Linked DNA regions of Homo sapiens: region 2 is linked to region 1. A link is a loop called in an ENCODE intact Hi-C map of the cell type or tissue named here. Cell type or tissue: heart left ventricle. All regions are shown on one strand.

Evidence for each region. A loop is a pair of places that touch in the nucleus more often than their neighbours do. Peaks named below come from ENCODE experiments on the same cell type or tissue, not always from the same donor. Only the 100,000 strongest peaks of a DNase experiment are listed, where the experiment ranks them.
Region 2: a loop joins it to region 1, with 1.9 times the contacts of the local background. A loop is called at or near these places in 3 of 110 quality-filtered maps.

What each region holds. Positions count from the first base shown.
Region 1 is chr10:42,869,791-42,872,290 of GRCh38, reverse strand. LINC02623 (long intergenic non-protein coding RNA 2623) reads right to left here and starts at 770. Exons shown (of 2, transcript NR_134479.1): 1 at 609-770. RefSeq lists enhancers at 425-924, 925-1,426. In heart left ventricle, no CTCF peak of the experiment used is centred here; a DNase peak (open chromatin) is centred at 982.
Region 2 is chr10:42,943,741-42,946,240 of GRCh38, reverse strand. No RefSeq gene overlaps it. Among named protein-coding and RNA genes, the nearest start is that of LINC01264, 37 kb to the left of the region's middle. In heart left ventricle, no CTCF peak of the experiment used is centred here; no DNase peak of the experiment used is centred here; H3K27me3 peaks cover 23 bases.

The DNA of each region.
Region 1 (2,500 bases):
AGCAGGCACCCTCATCCCTGTGGCCCATCTCCCCCTTCTTGTCCTCACTCTGAGGCCATAGAAAACTGGCCTGCAGCATCCTCACCCTCAACCTTGCCCTGCTGGGAAAACTTAGACCCTCAACTAAACTGGGGCCCCTGGACGCACTCGCTCAGCCGCAGTTCTCAATCTTCCCTCTGCCTGGAAGGCCCAGTCCTGTGTTTCACACTTGCTAAGCAGAGTTCCCTCTGAACTCAGCCCCCTGGATCCAGCCCAGCCCTCCTGGATCCACTTGCCAGAGTGCCCCTGACCCCGCCAGCCCCTCCCACTGACTCCAGTGCAGGTCGGTGAAGGTGACTGTGGCAGCTCTGGTAATCCTGGGAGAACCCCCGGGATTGAGTACAGCTCTCAGGCTCTGATTACAGCTGATTACCATAATGGAGAGAATATCTGGATTCTCCCCTAATTTCCTCTCCTCTTAAAATTTTCAATTAAGAGCCTAATCTTGATGGAAAATGGCTGCTTTCTGGAGTATTCTCTGCAGTGCTGATTCCTCATTGCTAAGCGCTTTTTCTAGACAGATAGAGGCTCTCGATGATTCCAAATAAAATCAGAGCAAAGGAGCTTACCCCAAGAAGGGAGGAGAGCAGAGCAGCAATAGGCTGTGCCCCGGACCCCTCCCTGCTGCTGGAGACACCGGGTGGGTGAAGGGTCTCTTGGGCCCTTCCAGCCTGCAGAGCTGCTGAGAGCCAGGCCTGGCTGCCAACAAAGCAGCTGAAGTCTTGAGAAAACTTCCTGATTGCATTAGCGAGGTCGCACCACCAGGACATAATCAAATCTCCCTGGAGGACATGGCTTCCGGAAGGGCTGCTACAAGCCAGTGGCAGAACAAGGGCAACCAGGGTCAGACACAGCGGAAGGAGGGAAGTCCCAGAGCCGGGCGTGGGTGGGCATCAGAGGGGTGTGGGCTGCACCATCTGGGTGCAGGGGCCAGCAGGCAGTGCGGATCCACCCAGCCCAGGGCCAGCCTTTCCCAGTGGTCACGTGCAGAAACCTGGCACACGTCATGGGGCAGCGGTCCCATATCATAGGCCCTCCTGGTGTTAGCAGTCAGGAGGGTGCCTAGAAAAGCCCCACGGCCACAGGGACTGCAGGATCTGAGCCTGACCTCCACACCAGGAGCCTGCCCAGCACCGTAGGCAGGGCCCAGGTGCCCTGCTCAGGAATGAGCTCTGGTTCCAGCTCGGCCATCCTAGTTTCACCCTGTCTGTAACTTAGCTGACCAGGAAGATGGCTGTGACAACCACAGAAAATCCCAACACAGAGCTGGCATGAAGGAGCTGTGCCCATGGGAGCTTCGGAGTCCTCAGGCCAGGCCGGCCCTGGCTCTGCCACCTCCTGGCTGGAAGACCTTCAGGCACCTACTGAGCCTCTCAGGGGCTCAGCATCTCGTCTGTGGGACAGGGATAATAATAGGGTTGTTTTGAGAGTAAAAGCACAAAACACAGAGCCTGGCTGAAGAAAGCACAGGTAGCTGAGGTCAGCCAAGGCTGAGTTAAGTGTTCTTCTTAGAAGAGCAGACAGGTCATTCCCTGAAGGCATCAGTGTGGGCAGGAGGGAACCTGTACTTTGCAGTCCCAACACCTCAGGACACAATTCCTGCTAACCTGACCCACAAAAGACCAAAGGACACACCCAAGATCCTGGACCAACATCCCACAACGATGCCTCCTGGTTTCTTCTCTAAGAATACTTCTTAAAAAGTTCCCCAGGAAGCTAACTCTATGTTCCTAATGTATGGACCATGGAAAGAAAACAAGTGTCTCAGTAGGTGTGTTCAACAAATGTGCAAATGCAGGGATGAACGAAGATGCCCAAAGTCAAGAAGCACCTCAGTCGCCTCCAACGTGCTCGGGGGCCACATCCACCTCCAACCTCTGCCCTGTTCACGTTTTCCTCCACCCAGATTCCCCTCTTGCCCTGGCACTCCAGGAATTGTTTGATGTCCTGGAAGCTTCCTTTCTCTGTTCCACAGCCCCTGAGCCTGGCGCCTCCCTGCATGCCTGTCCACCTCACCCACCAAGTTCCAGGAGCAGGCATCTGTCCTGCTCACCCCGACTCAGCAGGGAGGGCTGAACTCTGGAGGCTGAGTGGACCTAGACCTGCCCCGTGGCCTCCTGTGCCTCCGTGTCCTCCTCACCCTCGACTCACCAAGGAGCCCTGAGGACATGAGAACTGGAACATGCCCAAGACCCATGTCGGGGCCTGGCACACATGAAGCGCCCAGTGAATGCTCGATGACTGAGGACAGCATCGCTTCTTCTAAGAGGGGAAAAAAAAGAAAGTCAACCAGAGACAATTTGTAAAAGATGGCTTTTGACTGAGCCCTTGAAGGATGGGCAAGGATGGGCAAGGGGAGGGGGGACTCAAAGTGAAGGATGAGAAGGCTCTAGGTGCATGAGTGCCTGTACATGTGAGCATGCATGTGCATGTGTGTGCATGTGCATGTGTGTGCATGTGT
Region 2 (2,500 bases), 74 kb before region 1:
TGCTCTACAAAATTTCAATTGTTTTAAAAATTTTGAGGTTTATTTTAAGGCCTACATACAGTCTATTTTGGAATATGTTCCACGGGCATTTGAAAAGAATGTGTATTTGGCCAGGCACAGTGGCTCACGCCTGTAATCCCAGCACTTTGGGAGGCCGAAGTGGGCAGATCACGAAGTCAGGAGATGGAGACCATCCTGGCTAACACAGTGAAACCCCATCTCTACTAAAAATACAAAAAAATTAGCCAGATGTGGCGGTGTGCGCCTGTAGTCCCAGCTGCTGGGGAGGCTGAGGCAGGAGAATGGCATGAACCCGGGAGGCAGAGCTTGCAGTGAGCCAAGATCATGCCACTGCACTCCAGCCTGAGCGACACAGCAAGTCTCTATCTCAAAAAAAAAAAAAAAAGAAAAGAAAAGAAAAGAAAAGAATATGTATTCTTCTTTTGCTGCATGGAGTTTTCTCCATCTGTTGAATAGATAACGTTCTTTGATGGTGTTGCTGAGTTCTATATCCTTACTAATTTTCTGTTAGTAGTTCTGTGAATTATTGAAAGTAGTTCTATGTTGGAATAGTAGTTCTATGAATTGTTGAAAGAAGTGTAGATTTATATATTTCTCATTTTAGTTTGATCAGATTTTGCTTCACATATTTTTTGGCTCTTTTGTTAGGTACATACATGTTTAGAATTGCTATGACTTCTTGGTGGGTGACCCATTCATCCTTATATAATGACCCTTTCTGTCTCCAGCAATTTTCTTTGCTCTAAAATATACTTTATCTGGTATTAATATACTTATTCCTGCTTTCTTTTTTTTGATTGATGTTTGTGTAAGGTATCTTTTCCCGTCATTTTACTTCCAGCCTACACATATCATTATATTTGAAGTGAGTTTCTTATAGACAGCATATAGGTGGGTCATATTTTTAGTGTATTCTGTCCATCTCTGTCTTTTAATTGGTATATTTAGACCATTTGCATTTTCACATAATTATTGACATGTTAGGGCTTAAGTTGTCCATTTTATGTTTTGTTTTGGTTTTCTGTTTGTTCTCACTATTTTTAGTATATCTGAGCTTTTTTCCCTTTCCTATGGGTTATTTAAAGTTTTTTAGAATTCCAGCTTGATTTGTCTATAGTGTTTTTTTTTTTATTTTTCTCACTCTGTCACCCAGGCTGGAGTGCAGTGGTGCGATCTCCGCTCACTGCAAGCTCTGCCTCCCAGGTTCACGCTATTCTCCTGCCTCAGTCTCCCGAGTAGCTGGGACTACAGGTGCCCGACACCACGCCCAGCTAATTTTTTTTCTATTTTTAGTAGAGACAGGGTTTCACCATGTTAGCCAGGATGGTCTCGATCTCCTGACCTCGTGATCCGCCCACCTCGGCCTCCCAAAGGGCTGGGATTACAGGTATGAGCCACCATGCCCAGCCTATAGTGTGTTTTGAGTGTGTCTTTTTGTATAGCTTTTAAAACGGCTATTTGATGTATTACATTATATATACATAATTTAGTGTACTGATGTTAATATTTTACCAGTTTAAGTAGAGTACAGAAAACTCATGCCCCTTCAAGCTACTTTACCCTCCTATATTTGTAATACAATTGTCTTAAATATTTTCTCGACATGCATTCAGAAATACATCAGACAATATAATTTTTGTGAAAACGGTCAAATATAATTTAGAAAACCAAAAATGAGAAGGAAATGTTTACCAATATTTTTTACTCCTACTGTTTTTCTCTTCCTTTCTGATGCTTCAAGATTCCTTATTTTTAATATTTTCTTTCTGTTTAGAGAACTTCCTTTAATCATTCTAGGGTAGGTCAGCTATTGTCAAATTCTGTTACTTTTCTTTCATTTGAGAATATCTTAATTTCCTTTGTTCCTGAAGAATATTTTACTGGAAATAGAATTCTGAGTTGATAGTTATTTTCTTTCAGCACTTGAAAAATGTGCCACTTTTGACCTCTGTGCTTTCTAATGAGAAATCTGTCGTCGTTCTTATTTTTTTTCCCTATAGGTAGGAAGGGGTCTTTTCTCTCCCAACTACTTTTAAGATTTTTTCTTTGTTTTTATTTTTCAGGAGTTTAACCGTGATGTGTCGTGGTGTGGATTTTTTTGGTTTATCCTATTTGAGTAACTCAGCTTCTTGAATTCGTAAGTGTGTGTCTTTTGCCAGATTTAGGGAGTTTCAACCATTGTATCTTTGAGTCCTTTTTAAGGCCCACCTCTTTCTCCTCTCCTTCTGAGACTCAATAACATGAATTAGATGTTTTGTTACAGTCTCACAGGTTCCTGAGGGATTGTTCTTTTTGTTTTCATTTTCAATCTATTGTAGCTTTGTTGTTCAGATTAAATAATTTCTATAGTTTCTCTTGGAGTTCATGGATGTGTTCCTTTGTCCCCCCATGCTGCTGCTGAGCTCCTGTATTGTGTTATTTGTGCAGTATGTTATGAAATTCTGAATGTGAGTTGAAACCTTCTGGTTTAGCTGGCGGC